Linked DNA regions of Homo sapiens: region 1 is linked to region 2. Evidence: chromatin loops called from intact Hi-C (ENCODE). Cell type or tissue: B cell. All regions are shown on one strand. Each heading gives the region's core, and the rest is flanking DNA. Links, peaks and the distances in the headings are about the cores only.

Evidence for each region. Peaks named below come from ENCODE experiments on the same cell type or tissue, not always from the same donor. Only the 100,000 strongest peaks of a DNase experiment are listed, where the experiment ranks them.
Region 1: a loop joins it to region 2, with 8 times the contacts of the local background. A loop is called at or near these places in 5 of 110 quality-filtered maps.

What each region holds. Positions count from the first base shown.
Region 1 is chr14:74,706,999-74,718,246 of GRCh38, forward strand. AREL1 (apoptosis resistant E3 ubiquitin protein ligase 1) reads right to left here and starts at 6,082. Exons shown (of 20, transcript NM_001039479.2): 1 at 5,935-6,082. FCF1 (FCF1 rRNA-processing protein) reads left to right here and starts at 6,146. Exons shown (of 8, transcript NM_015962.5): 1 at 6,146-6,202; 2 at 6,487-6,554; 3 at 7,874-7,945; 4 at 8,953-9,101. The coding sequence starts at 6,200. RefSeq lists an enhancer at 5,980-6,259. In B cell, for the core only: no CTCF peak of the experiment used is centred there; a DNase peak (open chromatin) is centred at 6,143; H3K4me3 peaks cover 1,908 bases; H3K27ac peaks cover 2,053 bases.
Region 2 is chr14:74,996,179-75,006,379 of GRCh38, forward strand. EIF2B2 (eukaryotic translation initiation factor 2B subunit beta) reads left to right here and starts at 6,743. Exons shown (of 8, transcript NM_014239.4): 1 at 6,743-6,975; 2 at 7,097-7,217; 3 at 7,373-7,521; 4 at 8,559-8,722; 5 at 9,688-9,783. The coding sequence starts at 6,813. RefSeq lists enhancers at 6,290-6,379, 6,421-7,101. In B cell, for the core only: a CTCF peak has its summit at 6,382; a DNase peak (open chromatin) is centred at 6,603; H3K4me3 peaks cover 1,935 bases; H3K27ac peaks cover 2,273 bases.

The DNA of each region.
Region 1 (11,248 bases), core at 3,087-8,086, 290 kb before region 2:
TCAGAGGGGATTCTTGGACCACATACATAGCACAGAAAAAGCACTCACTGGAAATACCAACTTATTTATCAAAATTATACACGATCTGGTCGGGCACAGTGACTCATGCCTATAATCCCAGCACTTTGGGAGGCCGAGGCGGGCAGATCACCTGAGGTCAGAATTTCGAGACCAGCCTGGCCAACATGGTGAAATCCCATCTCTACTAAAAATACAAAAATTAGCCAGGCGTGGTGGCAGGCGCCTGTAATCCCAGCTACTCGGGAGGCTGAGGCCGGAGAATAGTTTGAACCCAGGAGGCAGAAGTGGCAGTGAGCCAAAATGGTGCCATTGCACTCCAGCCTGGGTGACAAGAGCGAAACTCCATTTTAAAAAAAAAAGAGGCCGGGCACAGTGGATCACACCGGTAATCCCAGCACTTTGGGAGGCCAAGGTGGGCGGATTACGAGGTCAGGAGATCGAGACCACCCTGGCTAAAATGGTGAAATCCCATCTCTACTAAAAATACAAAAAATGGCCGGGCACAGTGGCTCACACCTGTAATCCCAGCACTTTGGGAGGCCCAGGCAGGTGGGTCACAAGGTCAGGAGATCGAGACCTTCCTGGCTAACATGTGAAACCCCGTCTCTACTAAAAATACAAAAAATTAGCTGGGTGTGGTGGTGGGCGCCTGTAGTCCCAGCTACTTGGGAGGCTGAGGCAGGAGAAAGGTGTGAACCCAGGAGGCGGAGCTTGCAGTGAGCCGAGATCGCGCCACTGCACTCCAGCCTGGGCGACAGAGTGAGATTCGTCTCAAAAAAAAAAAAAAATTAGACGGGTATGGTGGCGGGCGCCTATAGTCCCAGCTACTTGGGAGGCTGAGGCGGGAGAATGGCGTGAACCCGGGAGGCGGAGCTTGCAGTGAGCCGAGATGGCGCCACTGCACTCCAGCCTGGGCGACAGAGTGAGACCTTCGCCTCAGAAAAAAAAAAAAAAAAAGAAATTACACATGATCTAACTGGAATGTGGTATTCTAGATTCAGTTTGGGTATAGAAAAAGGAAATTAGTGGAGAAACTTGTGAAATCCAAATAAAGTCTATAGTTTAGTAATAGTATTGTACCAATGTTAATTTCTTAGATGTGACAGTATGTGCCATGGTTATGTAAGAAGTTAACATTAGGAGACACCGGTGAAAGGTATACAGGAATACTCTGTACTATCTTTGCAACTTTTTTATAAATTTAAAATTATTCCACAATTTAAAACAATTTAATTACAGATGGTGCTCCCCTTTACATTCTCACTCCCCCTTAGAATTCTAATCATGTCTCCCTAATCATTGCCCCAATTCAGGTAATGCCAGCCTAAAACTTTTTAAATATCTTTTTTAACCCCTTTCTATGAACTGTTTGCACAGCCCACCTGGGATTTCTTCTTTACCAAGACATGAAAAACTAGATCACACTTGGGAAGTTTTAACTGTTTTCTGTTCCTAATAGGTTTACCATATATACCGGGGGTACCTTGAATTTGAACTTCCCAAAGCGGACAAGAGAGGGGTTAAAATAACATGCTCTGGGTCTCTGGATAAAAGCAAGGGGACATTACAGAAAATATGTTGTATATTAATAAATTATCTAATCTCTGGCCAAAAAGTACAATATATAGAAAATCAATTAACAGATGTTAACTATTGGCATCTCAACAGTAACAAGCTGCACTGAAATAAATGCCTTCGCTCTGAAAAACATGATGCAAATTGCTCAACTATTCAAGATAACAAAAACTCATAAAATCATATGGAACCGTTCAATTAGACTAAATGACAAAACATGTATCTACCATGACTATTTAGTTTCTAATAGCTAAGTGAATACCCATCTTTCTCTATAAACCCTATCTTGTAGAACAGTCTTCAAAAGAGCCACCAGGAAAACATCACTATGGTGCTGTAACACCATATCAACAGCTCAGGCATGCGTGTGTGTACACACACATACATACACACAAACTGCAATAAGGTTAAACAACCTCAAAAGTTTGAAAACTACTATATGAAAGAACATTAGTGAAGGCTAAGCATTCAGAACCCTTCAAAGAAAAAGAAACCAAAGAAAAATAACTGAAATTTAAACCCAAGTTAGTTAATAGCTAAAGTCATTTAAAAGGTAAAACGGTCAGGCACAGTGGCTCATGCCTCTTCTCCCAGCTACTCAGGAAGCTGAGGTGGGAGGATGGCTTGAGGCCAGGAGTTCAAGATCAGCCTGGGCAACATAGCAAGATCTAATAAATAATAAATAAAAGGTAAAATGATACACTAGAGTCCATTAAGGTCATAAAATCTGATCTATTACATGGTACTAATATGTTGATAGTATTAAATAAATATTACACAACAGTACTCTGACCTGGACCACTTACAGAAAGATGAACAAGAAGAGTAATTCCTCTAAAATATTTCAACTCCCACATCTCTATTCAGCCACCAACCATACTTTACCTATTTACAAGTCTTTCTGTAATACAGGACTGTGGTGAGATTGCCCAGGACAGAATGGGCCCTCAATAAATGCTTTCTGAATGAATGACCAAGCGGCAGTAATCTATCTCTGAGGTATTCTTACAAACCAATTCAATATCAAGACCTCAGAAGCAGAACATGCTGTATGCCATGCTACCACATTTAGGGGCAGGCAAGTTAATTGAAAAATAATTAACAGCGACTAATGTTTGTTGGGAGAAAAAAAGTCCTATCATGTAAGTCAGAAAAATAAATGTAAAAACTATAACTTGAAAATGGACAAAAAAGTGAATCTACTTATAACTTTCTAACATTGAAATACAAGATGTTCTTTAAGGAGTCTTTCATTATCCAGAATAATTTTACAAAGAAATTTGATACCAACTTAAATTAGTAAGTTAGACCAATTAGTGAATGGAATGAAGTCCAAGCCCAATTATGTGTTCAAACTGTGTGTCCAATGCCTTGGGTGATTTTTTCTCTTCAAGACTGCAGAAAAATGCAAAACAACCCTCTTGACTGCTGAGAAGGACTAAAATCATTTCTTTTCCTCACAAGTATGTGCCCAAAAGCAATTACTTTCTGCTCCCATCCATCACAAATCAACACTACCTCCCAGCTTCGCATCCCCCACTTTCCATCCCCATCAAAGAATGCTGTAGAGTATCTGACCACTTTCATTTCACGCTATAAGAACCTCAGATTGCAATAAAATTACAATGCAACAAAAACAAATTTTTCTAAGTATGTTCTTATCCCCCATGGTGTTCCTACACTAATTTAGCTCCCTATTAGGTATTAACAATCAAGGAAATCAGAACACTCTCAATAGAGGTTACAATAGAAATTACAAATGGCCTTTTTTTAAGTTGTTGTTGTTCATGGATTCCAAAATTCAAAGTACACATTACCAGAAGAGCGTTTTTCTGTCAGTGCCTAAATTTAAATGCAAATTACTATTTAATGATATGCAATTTTCCCTCTGAACCTATATATAATACTAATGAGTCAAATGTTTAAGAAGAATAACTGACCATGTTATTTTAGCTTTTAGACAATAAAAAGCTTATTGTCTAATCACCAAGAGATACATCAAAAAACTGGTTGCTATTAGCTCTACACATGAATGGCAGCTTGACAGAGACAAGCTGCTCCAGAAAGATTAGGAACTTCTAGTGACCACAAATGGGGTAAAGCAGAAGGCACATACAGTATCTGTAGCTACCATTTCTACATCAAAAATTCAGTGCCCACAGATATGTAAACTATTAAGCCATCTAAATGAATGTGTGCCTGAAAGAGAAAGGAGAAGCAGAAAAAGTTTACACCCAAATCAACAGAAGAAATCACCCTGCGATTGAGCATCCCAGGACCTGAAAACTTAATGTTTTGAGGTTTATGAACACGTTCAAGTTCCAGTGCAACTATGTTAAAATAAAATTGGGCTGGTGCCAGGCACGGTGGCTCACGCCTGTAATCCCAGCACTTTGGGAGGCCAAGGTGGGCGGATCACCTGAGGTCGGGAGTTCAAGACCAGTCTGACCAACATGGAGAAACCCCGTCTCTACTAAAAATATAAAATCAGCCAGGCGTGTTGGCGCACGCCTGTAATCCCAGCTACTCAGGAGGCTGAGGCAGGAGAATCGCTTAAACCTGGGAGGTGGAGGTTGCAGTGAGCCGAGATTGCGCCATTGCACTCCAGCCTGGGTAACAAGAGCGAAACTAACTCCGTCTCAAAAAAAAAAAAAAAAAATTGGGGCTTGGCACAGTGGCTCACGTCTGTAATCCCAGAACTTTGGGAGGCCGAGGTGGGCAGATCACCTGAGGTCAGGAGTTTGAGACCAGCCTTGCCAACATGGTGAAACCCATCTCTATTAAAAATACAAAAATTAGCAAGGTATGGTGGCACACACATGCCTGCAGTCCCAGCTACTCGGGAGGCTGAGGCAGGAGAATTGCTTGAACCTGGGAGGGGGAGGTTGCTGTGAGCCGAGATTGCGCCACTGCACTCCAACCTGGGCAGCAGAGGGAGGCTCTGTCTCAAAAATAAAATAAAATAAAATAAAATAAAATTGGCATAAAATTCCAACCCTGCCACACATCCTCAAGTTGGAAGACACACAATGGTAACAACAGAAAACACTCTGAGTAGTCTGGTTTACACTCTTCTAGGGACCTCGCATGTTAACTATGAATAAACATAAGTCCTGATAACATCCCAATAAAAGAGTGCTACTATGATTATCTCCATTTTACAGATAAAGAAACTGAGATGCAGATAGATTAACTCACCCAATGTCATGGCGAGTTATAAGGCAGAGCAAGGATTTTAACCCCATCAGTCAGACTCCAAAGTTCGTGTTAAACAATAAACGTGTTTTCATCATAAGGGTTATACAATGGTCACCTTCTTTTTTAAACCTGATAACATATTTTACTTCCAACTCTAGGATAGCATCATGCAATAAGAAAAGTATGACAGAGGTACCCATTCCGTTCCCAGCTTGATCAGTAGCTGGAGAATGGAAGACAAAGTGCAAAAAAAAAAAAAAAAAAAAAAAAAAAAAGAAAAAAAAAGAAAGAAAGAAAGAAAGAAAAAGAAAAAAAGAAATACAAGTACAGACTTTGGAATCACGAGACTCAAACAGACCCCTGAACAAAGTCTGGGGCTCAATTTCCCCATATGTAAAATAAAAGAATTTATGTTATTGAGAAGGTCAAAGAAGGTAATATGAATAAAGTGACAAGTACAGTATACAGGATGGGGGTTTTCATTTAAAGTTTACAGACACCCAGAGGGTCCACGGATGGGCTTCAGAGTCCACCAATCTCATTAAGTGTATTACAAACTGTATGTGTGCCCATTTTTTAAAGAATTGTTCCTGGCTTTCCACAAACTTTCAAGAAATAAGTTATCTCCAAAAAGTTAAGAACCACTGGAATACATAGCAGGTACTCAAAGAAAAAAGCTACCTTTCGCTCCTTGTTCTCACAAATTCTCCCTTTTTACTTAAAGATGACACACCAAGGCTTCACAATAAATGTGCATTGTATCTCACCATTTTCTTGGCTTGGGTAAGTAGTAACATATGCAAGCTTATGCCCCAATTCTCTAGCGATAGTCTAGGCCCTCAAACACTGCTTCATTTCTCTCTTCACCGAGAGGAGTACACGGTATATACTCGAGAACAATCATCCACCTAGCTGCACAAAGCACCATATCGGCTAGGAAAACCAAATAGGAACCACAGCCTCAGGGCTGGACCATAGACACCGGATACCCCAACGCTACAGGGTGAGGAGAATGTGTTCCCCCAAACTACTGGGCAAACCAGGAGTCTGAACCCCCCTACCCTTTTCCTCCCTCTCTCTCTGGAACTCTGGTAAAGGCAGGTCTTCTGGGCTCTGCCTAAGGCTGGAGAGAAACGTTACCCGAGCCGGGGGTTGCAGCGCGACGAAGTTCCACCTCCGCTGTCCTGGGAAGGGGCGGCAGCACTCAGCAGAAGACGGGCTCCCCACTCTCCCACCAACAGACCCCAGAGTTGGTCTCCACCCGGCCTGGGAACCGGCTCGGGGGATTGCCCTTTCCCCAAGGAGTTTCCGCTTCCGGGCTATCCTTTGCCGGAAGCAGTATGTGAATGACGTAGAAGTATTGCGCCGTTGGTGATTACGGAAGAACCAGGAGTTTGGCGTGACCATGGTGAGAGAAGACGGTCCAAGAAGGGACGTTATCAGGCCACTTTTTGGGTGGAGAAGGAGGTAGTCAGACCGTGGCCAAATTTCCTTCACATTATCCTAGCATATTTTCATTCTGGTCTTAGCTCTTAAACTTCTCCAAGCGGTGACTGTTATGCTTTACAGAGTGGGGAAGAGGGTCTGGGTTATTTGAGGCAAGAAGGGAAGGCAATAGACAAGAGAAAAGAAGAGACTTTAAAAGATGCCGTGTGTTTCCAACTTTTTTAATTCTAAAATTTCTGTTTCAAGGGGAAGCAAAAGAAAACAAGGAAGTATGCGACCATGAAGCGAATGCTTAGTCTCAGAGATCAGAGGCTGTGAGTGTCTGGAATCAACTGCCCAGGGATATTCTAATAAGAGTCTAGAGAGGATAAGTAGTAAAAATGTTTGTTGTTATTATTTTGTTTTTTGCTTATTATCGTGTCTTAGATTTATATAGCATGAGATAGCCAGTGTTTAACAGTAATTTAGCTGCTGAGCGATCACACTGGGAAAGGCGATGGGAATTAAACATTTCTTAAGTGTTCACTTTTTCTACCGTTATATGCTTTGTCTGCCATATCGCATTTAAACCTCATGTCAGTTCGGTGAAGTCCGTATAGTTCTCTTTATGTTTTTACCATTACACTACTACATTCCCCTGGGGTGGGGCGAGGGGAGTGTTTCTTGTTGAAAGATGGCAAGGTTAGAGACCTTGTTTGTCTGGCGTTTCCAGTGCCTGGTACTCAAATATTTTTGTCAGAGAAAATGGGAAAACTCCAAGATATCTCCATTTTATAAGTCTTACTAATATAAGAATCCAAATCACTGTGGAAGAAGAAAGTGAAGTGAAATTCCCTAGTATGAAGAGGATCAAAGCGGTGTCCCTGCTTAAGTGTAGAATAAGCATAGCTATTAAATAAAGACTGATCTTCACTGAGTTTAAGAGTCTCAGAAAGCCGGGCGCAGTGGCTCACGCCTGTAATCCCAGCACTTTGGGAGGCTGAGGCGGGTGGATCACCTGAGGTGAGGAGTTCAAAACCAGCCTGGCCAACACGGTGAAACCCTGTCTCCACTAAAAATACAAAAAAGAGTCTCAGAATAAGAGAATAGTCGTTAAAACCTTCAGAATTATTATTCTCAGCCTTTAGTGTGGATGTATTGTGTAATTTTTAGGAATGACACTCCATTAATAATAATTTCTTTCTAGTTAAGGGTTAAGTTCTGTATATGCGTTTTTACATTTTAGCCCTTTATAAGAAGCATATGGGGTAATACTTTTCCCCCAAAAGTTAAAGCATCTGAATCTTCAGAAGATAACTGTCACCCTTTTACCCATTGCTTGGAAGTGGATTGTGATCCTTGATGTGAGAGATTCTGACTAAAAAATAAATATAGTATAATCAGCTTTTATTTACTCATTAACAATTCTTATGCATTATTGGCATTACTGGTTAATTCTGATACTTCCAGGTACTGTGCTTTGCACTAGAGTTATTTGCTCAGAAAGAGTATGCTGATATTAACATGAGGATATCACAAAGTAGGATTTCTTCAGTAGACCAAAAAAAAAAAAAAATGGAACTTTAGATTTTTGAGATTTTAATTGCTGTGGTTTTTCTTCTCCCTTGGATTTAATTTACCTTTTTCTTCCTAGTAAAGAAAAGGATAGATTAAAACCTAAAAAGAAAGAAAAGAAGGATCCCAGCGCATTAAAGGAAAGAGAAGTGTGAGTAATCAAACGTTTGAAGTTTTCCTTTAAAACCATAGACCTCTTAGAAATCCAGGCTTTCCCTGAGCTGGTTTGCTAACTTATTTGTTAGTAAGTCTAGCACAACTATGTAGATGAAAGTCATATCGATGAGCATATATCAATTCTAGTGGTTTGAAGGTTTTGGGATTTTATGGAGCAGTAAAATTTCCCCTAAAATCCTGGAGATATTATCTAGGATTATTAACTTTTTCTTTGCCAGGGATCTTTTAAGAGACATAAGTGCCATTGTTTAACACACCAGCAGTTCATAAAAGAGAGACTGTATCACCAAAAAATATTTAAAATATATTTTCAGAATAAAGATATTTATATAAAGATATGACCTTTATATAAAGATATAAAGGTATTTCATTCCTTTTAAGTAAGTACATTTAACTTTATGAAAACTTTACCACATTTTCCTTATTTTTCTAATTTTTCCCTGGATTGGTAATGGACATATTATCACAGGTAGATACTGATCCATGGCCTAGCATTTGGAATCACTGTCATATTCAACCCAGACAACTTGGGCTAGATGTGATACAGGTCCTGCTGTAGTATATAATCCTAACACTAGACAAACTGTTCTCTATCACATTCCATAACAGCAGTTTTAGAATCCTTTAAGAATGACAAACGTGTTGTTGTATCATTCTAATCACGATAACTGTATTCTACCTCCCTGTGCCCATGGTGATTCTACTTTTGCTAGAGGAAGAGCTAGATTGGATAATTGCTTTTTTTGTTTGTTTGTTTTTGATAATTGCTTTTTTAAAGTTGGTGACAAAGGTTGCCAGGGGAGCTGAGATTAAGATAATGATATTACTTTCTTCCTTGCCTTCCTTTTTAGGATTTATTTCCAATGAACATGGACAAAAGAGTTTACAGCAAACAGTCCCAAGCAGACTTCTTTTTTGTTTTTGTTAATACTAGGGTATCAATGTAAATTTTTCTTTGTTCTTGTTTTCTTTTTCCTTCAGTCCCCAACACCCTTCCTGCTTATTTTTCCAATATAATACACAGCTGGGCCCACCTTACCACATCCTCGTTGATACCAACTTTATCAACTTTTCCATAAAAGCCAAACTGGACTTAGTGCAGTCAATGATGGACTGTCTGTATGCCAAGTGTGAGTATCATACTTTTATGTTTCCGTGACATTTGTTCAGAATAATTATATTTATACAAATACATGAAAGGAGGGAGATGGGGTTCTTGTTAACTGAATTGCTGGCCATTTAATTTACAGTGGTCACCATAGCAGTGACCATGTTTAATGAATTGAAGTATAATGCAAACTTGACTGGAAAAAATTAAACTTTCACAATTCAGAAAACACTTAGAATGCTTCGAGTATCATTATGGACATCAATTTTGAACATAGGGGAATTTTCTGTTTTAGAATTCTAGATTTTAAAATTCTAGATAAATGAAAAATCTATTTTTCAGTATCTATATTCTTTTATGTTAACAAGGATATGTTCTCCCTTTTGCCCCAGTGTTGAAACACTAAATAAGACATTCTGCCATTTATGATCACAGCCCTAGAAGTTAGATAGATGATGGTCAATTCCTAAGTTTATTCAGTTTGGTATTTATTCGTAGTACAGAGGATCTGAGGTAGTTTATTTACACCTAGGTATGCAATTTACCATTAATAGATTTCCCTTGTGTATTTGTATATCCCCTCCTTTAAATGATCTTCCTTCACTACCATGAACAGGAAAAAGAAAAGTAAGGCCATCTATGAAGCCTATCATAGTAAGATCTGTCCCATTTGTAGCGGGTTTATATTTATATATTTTTCAGTCACCCGGTTAGAGGTACGAATGAAAATTAGACTTAAACTTTGCCATAGAGGATAAATTACTGGAATCAAAGGGAAAAATTTGTACCTCCCTTTTTAAGTTTTAAAGGCTACTATATAATGAACAACAGTTGCAGAGTGATAGAAATGGTAAATGTTGTTTACTGATTTATTAAAATGAGCAAGATGAGAAGATGGGGTTAAGGAATGTGTGAAGGGGTAAGAAAGCAGATTCTTTAGATGCCCAAAAATTAATTAAGAATGGCTGCAGCCGGGCGCAGTGGCTCATACCTGTAATCCCAGCACTCGCGGTGGCTCACGCCTGTAATGCCAGCACTTTGGGAGGCCAAAGCAGGCGGATCATGAGGTCGAGATCGAGACCATTCTGGCCAACAAGGTGAAACCCCATATCTACTAAAAATACAAAAATTAGCTGGGCGTGGTGGCACGTGACTGTAGTCCCAGCTACTTGGGAGGCTGAGGCAGGAGAATCGCTGGAACCTGGGAGGTGGAGCTTGCAGTGAGCCGAGATTGTGCCACTGCACTCCAGCCTGGCAAGAGAAACTCCATCTAAAAAAAAAAAAGAATGGCTGCATACATTTATTAGCTGCATACGTTTATTAAGATGTGAAGGTAGCCATCAGATGAGAAAAAAATGGAGCTAATGGAATAAAATAGTCTTCTCTACAGATCAGAATTGATTGGGTGGCAATGGTCAGGGGACCATTGTTTTTTCATATAGGCCTTTCTGTATTACTTTTTAAAGCTATATACATAAACTTTTGAAATAAATCTTTTAGAAATAATCTAAAGTTGAGGTGCTACCAGGCCTCTAAGAATGAGGCTTGGGTGACCCCATATGGGGGAAGACACTAAACTTGGTAGTCTCTTTGTATTTCCCATGGTATTTCTAATTGAGCTGCTTCTCCAGGAATGCTGTGACCTACTTATCAATGAAACGGATAGAGGGTCAAAGCATGGCCCTTTGCTTCCTTGATGAATTGCTTCCTTGACTCTATACCTCCACCAGTAATATCTAGATAGTGACTGTTAGAGCTTTAGGCAGGATAGCTTTAGTCTTATGGCTTTCTTTAAATATGTATACTTTTTTTTTTGAGACAGGGTCTTGCTTTGTCACCCAGGCTGGAGTGCGTTGGCGTGATCTCAGCTCACTGCGACCTCCGCCTCCCAGGTTCAAGCAGTTCTTCTGCCTCAGCCACCCCAGTAGCTAGGACATGCCACCACGCCTATCTAATTTTTGTATTTTTCGTAGAGGCGGGTTTCACCATATTGGTCAGGCTGGTCTCAAACTCCTGACCTCAGGTGATCCACCCACCTCGGCCTCCCGAAGTGCTGGGATTGCAGGCGTGAGCCACCGTGCCTGGCCTTGCTTGCCTTTATACTTAAAGGAAGGCCTTTCTCTTCCTCTTACCTTGAAAAGGCCTGTTTGATCTTTACATGGTTCCTGG
Region 2 (10,201 bases), core at 3,819-8,818:
CCGCAAAGATCTGCAGCTTCACTCCTGAGCCCAGCGAGACCACGAGCCCACCGGGAGGAATGAACAACTCCAGACGCGCCACCTTAAGAGCTGTAACACTCACCGCGAGGGTCCGCGGCTTCACTCTTGAAGTCAGTGAGACCAAGAACCCACCAATTCCGGACACAATAGAAAGTGGCTAATAATAGGTCTTAACATGAGATGTGCAAGGCCTACATGGAGAAAATTATAAAATTTTACTGAAAGATAGTAAAAACCTAAATAAATGGAAATATATACCATGTTCATGGAAAGACTTGGTATCTTATTGTCTTAAAGTTGTCAATTCTCTTCAAATTGATTAATAGATTTAAAGCAATTCCAACCAAAATATCAATAAAGTTTTTAATTTAAATACGTTTCAGCAATGCTGTTTCTAAAATATATATGGAAGTGGCTGAGCCACTAGCCCATGCCTGTAATCCAAGTATTTTGGGAGGCTGAGACAGGATCACTTGAGGCCAGGAGTTCAAGACCAGCCCAGAAACATAGTGAAACCTTGTCTCTACAAAAAATAAAAAAATTCGCTGGGCATGGTGGCACACACCTAGAGTCCCAGCTACATGGGAGGCTGAGGCAGGAGGATTGCTTGAGCCCAGGAGGTCAAGGCTGTAGTGAGCCAAGATTGCACCATTGCATTCCAGCTTGAGCAACAGAATGAGACCCTGTCACTAGAAAATAAAATAAAATATTGGCCAGGCATGGTGGCTCACGCCTGTAATTCCAGCACTTTGGGAGGCTGGAGTGGATGGATCATACTGCGATTTTGCCATTGCACTCCAGCCTGGGCAAGAGAGTGAGACTCCATCTCAAAAAATAATAATAATAAAAAATAGGCCAGGTGCAGTGGCTCACACCTGTAATCCCAGCACTTTGGGAGGCCAAGGAGGGCAGATCATGAGGTCAGGAGATGAAGACCATCCTGGCCAACATGGTGAAACCCCATCTCTACTAAAAATACAAAAATTAGCTGGGTGCGGTGGCACATGCCTGTAATCCCAGCTACTCGGGAGGCTGAGGCAGGAGAATTGCTTGAACCAGGGAGTCGGAGGCTGCAGTGAGCCAAGATCACGCCACTGCACTCCAGCCTGGCGACAGATCAAGACTCTGTCTCAAAAAATAAATAAATAAATACAATAATAATAATAAAATAAAATATAAAATAAAAATGCAAAGGCTCAAAACTAGTTAAGTAATTTTTAAAGAAAAGAATTAAGCAAGAAAAAATTTCTTACCAGAGATAAAAACTTTTCAATAAAACAATAGTTGCTGGGTGCAGTGGCTCATGCCTATAATCCCAGCATTTTGGGAGGCCAAGGGGGGTGGATAGCTTGATCCCAGAAGTTCAAGACCAGCCTGGGCAACCTGGCAAAACCTAATCTCTACAAAAAATACAAAAGGCTTGTGTCTGTAAATCCCAATTACTGGGGAGGCTGAGGTGGGAGGATCAATCACCTGAGCCTGGGAGGTCAAGGCTTCAGTGAGCTGTGATGGCGCCACTGCACTCCAGCCTGGGCAATAGAGTGAGGCCCTATCTTAAAAAAAAAAAAAAAAAAGACAATTGTTAAGATAATATCATATTGATTCAGAAATAGGCAAATTCAGCAATGAAACCAAATAGCCACCAAACAGACTCACATATTATAGAAACTTGACATATGACAGTGGTGACATTAAAAATCACTGGAGAAAGAATGGAAAAATAAAATTGGATTCACACCTCTCACCTTACATAAAAAGCAATTCCAAATTATATGTAATTCCAATTCCAATTATATGTAAAGATAAATGTTTTAGTAATCAGAAGAAAATATAGGAGATTATATTTATAATTGTGGATTAGGGAAGAATGTCTTCTGTTTTTTTGTTTGTTTGTTTGTTTGTTTTCAGACAAGGACTCACTCTGCCACTCAGGCTGGAGAGCAGTAGTATGATCACGGCTCACTTCAGCCTTGACTTCCCAGGCTCAAGAGATCCTCCCACTTCAGCATCCCAAGTAGCTGGGACCAGAGGTGTGAGCCACCATTCCTGGCTAATTAAAAAAAAATTTTTTTTTGTAGAGACAAGGTCTTGCTCTGTTACCCAGGTTGGTCTCAAGCTTTGGAGCTCAAGTGATCTTCCCACCTTGGCCTCCCAAAGTATTGGGATTACAGGCGTGAGCCACTGCACCTGGATGGATTTTTAAATTTTTTTATTTTTTTGAGTTGAAGTCTCACTCTGTTGCTTAGGCTGGATTGCAGTGGTGCTATCACAGCTCACTGCAAATTCAAACTCCTAGGCTCAAGCAAACCTCTCACCTCTGCCTCCCAAGTAGCTGGCACTACAGGCACATAGTAGCTGCCACTGTACTTGGCTAATTTAAAAAATTTCTTGTAGAGATGGCATCATGCTATTTTTCCCAGACTTGTCTAGAACTCCTCGCTTCAAGTGATCCTCCTACCTTGGCCTCCCAAATTGTTGGGATTATAGGTATGTAATCCCAACACCTGGCAAATCCACTGCACTTGGCTGAATTTCTGAAATAAGACAGAAAAGGCATTATGTAAAAAAGACAAGGTTGATACATTTTAACACATTAAAATCAAGAATTCTGTTCAAAGACATCTCAAAGTAAAGAAGACAAGCCATAATTGGGAGAAGACACTTATTTATATAATAAATAATTGAAAGAAGATTAGTATCTAGAATATAAAAAGAACTCTTACAAATCTACTTGGAAAAATTTTTAAGCCAAAAACAGTAGGTAAAAGGCACAACAAACAATTCACAAAAAACTCATGGCCAACAAACACATGAAAATATGAACAGTAATCAGGAAAATGCAAATTAAGACCACAGTAAAATATACTTTTATACCTACCTGATTCCCAAATAATAAGATGTTTGGTAATAACACATGTCAGTAAGGATGTAGGTCAGCTGAAAGTCTTTAAATATTGCTGGAGGGAGCATACATTAATTGAACCACTTTGTACTACTAGATCTATTTGTAAAGTTGAACATTCGTATAGCCTCTGATCTAGCTGTTCCACTTATATAAGTGCCAAGACATACACAGGACTATTTATAGTTTATGTTCACCCACCCCCCTAAAAAGATTGGAAACAACCCAAATATCTGTTGAAAAAAATGAATACATAAATTATGCTACAGTCACATGAAATATTAGTGCAAATAAGAGAACTACAAGTTCTTACCAGTACAAATTCACCAGTGCAAATAAGAGAATAACAAGTACATGTAACAACATGGATAAATTTTATGAATGTCATATTGAGCAGAAAAAAGTGAAATATACCACATATTTCCTAAATTGTAAAATAACACGGAACATAAATTTTACCATCTTAACCTTTTTAAGTGTACAGTTTAGTGAAACTAAACTGGCATGAAGTACATTCACATTGTTGTGAAATATAAATGCACAACCAGGCCGGGTGCAGTGGCTCACGCCTGTAATCCCAGCACTTTGGGAGGCCGAGGCAGGCGGATCACGAGGTCAGATAGAGACCATCCTGGCTAACATGGTGAAACCCCGTCTCTACTAAAAATACAAAAAAATTAGCCGGGCGTGGTGGCAGGCACCTGTAGTCCCAGCTACTGGGGAGGCTGAGGCAGGAGAATGGCGTGAACCTGGGAGGCGGAGCTTGCAGTGAGCTGAGATCGTGCCACTGCACTCCAGCCTGGGTGACAGAGTGAGACCCTGTCTCAAAAAATAAATAAATAAATAAATAAATAAATGCACAACCATTATCCACCATCTATCTCTAGAACTCTTCTCAACTTGCAAAACTAAAACTCTGTAGCCATTAAACAGCAACTCTCTCCCTCCCCTCAGACCCTGGCAATCACAGTTCTACTTTCTTTCTTTCCTTTATCTTTTTTGAGACAGGGTCTTGCCCTGCTGCCCAAGCTGGGGTGCAGTGGCAGGATCATAGCTCACTGCAGGATCATACATAGCTCACTGCAGCCTCGACCTCCCAGGCTCAAGAGATCCTCCCCCCTCAGCCTCCCAAGTAGTTGGGACTACAGACATGCATTACCACACCTAGCTAATTTTTAAATTTTTTGTACAGCTGGGGGTCTTGATATGTTGCCAGGGCTGGTTTCAACTCTTGGGCTCAAGCCATCCTCCCACCTTGTCCTCCCAAAGTGCTGGGATTCGGGTGTGAGCTACTGTGCCTGGCCAACACAGCTTTGCTTTCTATCTCTATTAATTCGAATATTTTAGTTTCAAAGTGAGGGATTGGTTCACATTCCTCAACCTGTTTGTCGTCATGCTTTATAACTTGCATACACACACATATAAATTCTTTAGTATATATAAAATACTATATACCTTGTTTTTTTTGTTGCTGTTGTTGTTGTTTGTTTTTGAGACACAGTCTTGCTCTGTCACCCAGGCTGGAGTGCAGTGACACAATCTCAGCTCACTGCAACCTCCACCTCCCAGGTTCAAGCTATTCTCCTGCCTCAGCCTCCCTAGTAGCTGGGACTACAGACATATGCCACCACCCCCCACTAATTTTTGTATTTTCAGTAGAGACAGGGTTTACCCACGTTGGCCAGGCTGGTCCCAAACTCCTGACTTTCAGGTGATCTGCCCACCTTGGCCTCCCCAAGTGCTGGGATTACAGGCATGAGCCACTATGCCTGGCCTATATACCTTATTTTCTTAATGACTTGATATATGAAAAAATAACGACAATATCCAAAATTGGCTATAATATGGTAAATGCTAGCCAGCATGTAAATTGATACAATTTTAAAGACATTTAAAAATTAACACACAATTAGCCAGGCATGGTGGTGTGTGCCTGTAGTCCCAGCTACTCAAAAGGCTGAGGTGGGAGGATTATTTGAGCCAGGGGAGGTTGAGGCTGCAGTGAGCAGTGAGCATGCCACTGCACTCCAGCCTGGGCAACAGTGTGAGACCCTGTCTCAAAATAAACAAACAAATCAATAAATAAAAACTAAAACACAGCAAAATTGACACATATTTTATGGCTTTTTAGAGCAACTGTATTTTCAACTTCAATTTCTGATGCTCATTGCTAATACATAGAAATATAGTTTTTGTATCCTTGCTAAACTTATGTTCTAGGAGGTTTTGTTTTTGTTGCTGTTGACTCTGGGATTTTCTGTGTACACTATCATGTCTTCTGTGAACAGGGACAGTTTCTTTCCATTCTGTATGCTTTTTCTTTTTCTTGCCTTATTGCAAGGGCTAGGACTTCACGTATAATTTAAATAGGAGTGGTGAAAGTAGACATCCTTGCCTTGTCCTGATCTTAGGGAGAAAGCAATCTTTTACTGTGAAGTATGATTTTTAGGTGTAGGATTTTGTAGATACCCTTTATCGAGTTCAGGAAGTTCCCTTTTGTTCTAGTTTTCTGAGAGTTTGTACCATGAATATTGAATTTTGTCAAATGTTTCTTCCTGCATCAATTGACATGATCATGTGGTTTTACTTCTCAGATTGTTAATATGGCATATTACATTGATTTTTAAGTGTTTAATCAGCTTTGCATTCCAGGTTTATGTTTCACTTTGTAATTACATATTATTCTTTTTTTATGTATTGCAGGATTTGATGTGCTAATAATTTGTTGCAATTTTTGCTTCTATGTTCATGAGAGATATTAATCTGTAATTTTCTTTTCTTTGTACTACCTTTGGCTAACTTTGGTATTGACATAATCTTTTTGGAGGGCAATTTGTTAATTGTAACAAAAGTCTAAAATGTGCTCGCCTATGGATTCCACTTTGAAGAATTTATCTTAAGGAAATAGAGATTTCTATTACACACATACTTTGGGTTCAGGTAGACCTGGATTTAAGTATGAACCCAATCCTTTATTAACTGCTTAAATTCTGTGGGTCTGTTTCCCAATCTGTAAAATGGGGATAAGAGGACCTATTTCAGACCTTATTAACTGAGACAATTCACACACAGTGCCCAAGAACCAGTAAGCTTTAAGTAAATGGTAACTCTTGGTATTATGTTATACTCTCTGGCCTCTCTGTAGGAGGACAATTCTGTCCAAATCAGAGGATGTCATCTTTGCTTCTGTATTGGCTCCCACTTTGAATCTCCTTAATCTTCCTCATCTCTAATTTCGCCGTCTTCTGTTAGACGTGTTAGGCCTTGAGAATACAAAAGCAACAAAAGATATCGTCCTTGTTTTCAGAGACATGAACCTCCTAGACACAGGCGCAAACGGTACCAAGCAATGTAACAGAACAAAAGTGAGACGTCTGCCCAAGGGGCAGCCGACCCTGGACATGCATTCAGAGCGTCAGTGTCAGCTGACACTCGGGAGTGACAGCTCGGGCAGTCACCGAGCTGGGAAGACAGGAGGGAGTGCCGCAACTTCTTCAGTGTAGCCTTAAGTCGCGGTGAGGGGCGCGTAGAGACTTGCTGCTCCCATAGCAACGGGACCAGCCACCCTCTACAGGCCTGACGGGTTACTTCCGTTCACCGTCGGCTGAGCCAAGAAAGGCCGCTTCCGATCCTCCAGCCCCCGAGGCGCGGGGGCGCGCGGACGCCCGGTTATAACTGAACAACCCGAGCCCCACGTCTCTGATTGGCTCAGGCAGAGGAAGGGGGCGGGAGATCGGCAACGAAGGGCGTAGCCGGCTTCCACTCAAACTTGAGGTTTCCCCCCATCCCCTCACAGCGGAAGCCGACCTCGCCCGCCCCGGAAGTGCAAACTGTGTGGTCTGGCAGGTGTGGATTCCGCCGGTGAAGGCTGAAGGCAGCTACCTTAAAGATGCCGGGATCCGCAGCGAAGGGCTCGGAGTTGTCAGAGAGGATCGAGAGCTTCGTGGAGACCCTGAAGCGGGGTGGTGGGCCGCGCAGCTCCGAGGAAATGGCTCGGGAGACCCTAGGGTTGCTGCGCCAGATCATCACGGACCACCGCTGGAGCAACGCGGGTGAGGCCGGCCTGCCTCCGCCGGCGAACCTGGCCCCTGTCTGTTCCCGATCCCAGGGCTGAAAATTTCCCAGGCCTCACTTCGCGTTGGCTCCTCTTATCCTCTCTCTTTTGGACTGTAGGGGAGCTGATGGAGCTGATCCGCAGAGAGGGCAGGAGGATGACGGCCGCTCAGCCCTCCGAGACCACCGTGGGCAACATGGTGCGGAGAGTGCTCAAGATTATCCGGGAGGAGTATGGCAGGTCAGGCTCACGTCCTGGGCTCCTGGTTGGATCCAGTGACACTTTTTGCACGGGCCCCTCTACCTGCTCGGAGACTTTATTGGAGCTGAACAGCCCTTGTTACCTGCCTGACCACTCCTCCCCACCTCTCTCTTTGGGTCTTGTTGCCTCTATAGACTCCATGGACGCAGCGACGAGAGTGATCAGCAGGAGTCCCTGCACAAACTGTTGACATCCGGAGGCCTAAACGAGGATTTCAGCTTCCATTATGCCCAACTCCAGTCCAACATCATTGAGGCGATTAATGAGCTGCTAGTGGAGCTGGGTAAGAGGCCTGATCGCTGGGAAAATGGGACTGGTCACAGGCACATAAGGGAACAGAAGCCTCTGAAGGTTGTTCATTAGCAGAGATGGGAGATTAGCTGTCTTCTGGTTCTCAGAGGTTTGTCCTCCTTCCTGATTAGGAAATGTTGCAACAGGTGACAGGACCAAAGTAATCCTCTCTACTTTTCCTTACAGACCAACCCTTGATAGACTACAGATCTGTGGAGTGGAACAGACTCTATTAGGACAGAGTTTTATTTTCATTGTAAAGAAACAAAATGAACTCCCTAGAGAGCCAAGGTCGATAGACCTCCTTCACTATCTGAATTTTTATACACACGTACACGTATACCATTTCTATCCCCCTTGTCATTGCGGTCCAAGTGACTTGCAGATATTCATTGTAATCAGAGGATGAAGAAGCTGCTTCCAAATTGCTCCCCCATTTTTTCTTCTCTGGCCAGTCTCTCTCATGTAGAAGTGTTGTGGCCACCTTTTGGAGGAAGACTTCTTTTAGGCCGAAGCTCTCTTTACCCTATTCTCAGCACTTTAGGATTTCCCAGATTGCCATTCCTTGGCTGAATCTACTGTCTTCAAAATCAGTTGTAAGGAGCTCTGTAGTGACAGAGGTGGTTCATAGGTAGGGGTACTTCTGGAAGAGGGCAGGCAGAAAATCCCAGAGGAGTGGGGCTTTTAAGAAATTGTGACATAGCTGGGCATGGTGGCTCACACCTGTAATCCCACAACTTTGGGAGGCCAAGGTGAGTGGATTGCTTGAGACCAGGAGTTCAAAACCAGCCTGGGCAACATAGTGGGACCCTGTCTCTATTAAAAAAAAAGAAATTGTGACATTTCACTTTAAGCACATTAACCCTGTGGTACCAGGGTCTGCTAGGTGGGCAGTGCATGTGAAGGGCAGACATCTTTTTCCGTATACGCGTAATGTGTGTTTGTGATATAGCAATTTCATATATATATATATATATATATATTTTTTTTTTTTTTTTTTTTTTTTTTTTTGCAAAACCGTTCTTACAGAAGGGACAATGGAGAACATTGCAGCCCAGGCTCTGGAGCACATTCACTCCAATGAGGTGATCATGACCATTGGCTTCTCCCGAACAGTAGAGGCCTTCCTCAAAGAGGCTGCCCGAAAGAGGAAATTCCATGTCATTGTAGCAGAGTGTGCTCCTTTCTGCCAGGTAAGGAGACTGCTGGAGTTGCTACTAAGAAAAATGAAAAATGAAGAAGAAATAAACGAGAGATGGGTAGGGCCATTCCAACCTTGAATTGATAAGCAAGACTTTGAGACACTGAGAAGATCAAGTAAAACATTAAGTGAATTTTCAAGGTGTTCGTCCTGTGAACATTCATAAATAGTGGTTTAAGAAAGTTGGGGCCGGGAGCGATGGCTCATGCCTGTAATCCCAGCACTTTGGGAGGCTGGGCGGGTGGATTACCTGAGGTCAGGAGTTCGAGAGCAGCCTGGCCAACATGACAAAACCCCGTCTCCACTAAAAATACAAAAATTAGCTGGGCGTGGTGGCACATGCCTGTAATCCCAGCTACTCTGGAGGGTGAGGCAGGAGAATTGCTTGAACCTGGAAGGCAGAGGTTGCAATGAGCCAAGATAGCGCCACTGCACTCCAGCCTGGACGACAGAGCAAGACTCTGTCTCAAAAAAAAAAAAAAAGATGGCGAGCTGCTGGGTTCAAGGAAAGATAACTTGATTCTTTTAGGAATCAAAGCAGGGTAAATTACCTTGGGGATGACTAATGCTTGGTCTGACCTCACTTGATCCTAAGTAAATAATAGGTCTCAAAAAGGAAATATGTAAGGATGCAGGTTGTTTTAAAATAATGAGCCAGGAGCTATCTTGTCAGCAATCGTGATTATATTATACATGCATGTTGTATTTCCAGTTTTATGGCTGCTCTGGTGCTGCTGTGGAGCATTAGACATTTATTAGCTTCCCCTGGGCTTCCCTACAGCTTACCAGAGCTATGAGAGTCTGAAAAATCAGTTGTCCGAAAAATGAGTTATCTATTGGAAATTATGTGCTGGATATGCCCATATCACACAATTCCCCAGATCCAGTTACATTTGAGAGCACTTTTCACTATTTCTCACTCTTTCTCTTAGAATCAGCCTTTCCCTCCCATTGCAGGGTCATGAAATGGCTGTGAATTTGTCCAAAGCAGGTATTGAGACAACTGTCATGACTGATGCTGCCATTTTTGCCGTTATGTCAAGAGTCAACAAGGTGGGTATATCTGGAGTTATGTTGAATTCATGAAGATTATGTTTCTAAAATATTGATTTTTATCTCCTCCTGTAATATCCACGGTGAGAGAATAAAGTTTCTAGCACCTTTCAAAGTACATACTTAGGCCTTTTTAATCTGTTAACTGAATTTCTTTTCCCTTTTTTCTGCATCATTGTTCCTCTCTTGGAGTAGCCTCTAAATTTGGTTGAAGCATTGAAAAGAATGAAGTATTAAATAGAACTAAGGCAAGAGTGTCAGTTTCTAGGGATTGGCTACAGGGCTCCTGCCTTATGCTCAAAGAGCTTGGCAGTTGTGGATAGTGAATGAAAAAGATTCCTGGCTTCTCAGAAGGTATGGCATCTCAATTTCCAGAAAATATGGGACTGAGAGCAGTAGGTTTTGCAGTTTCTTGTCC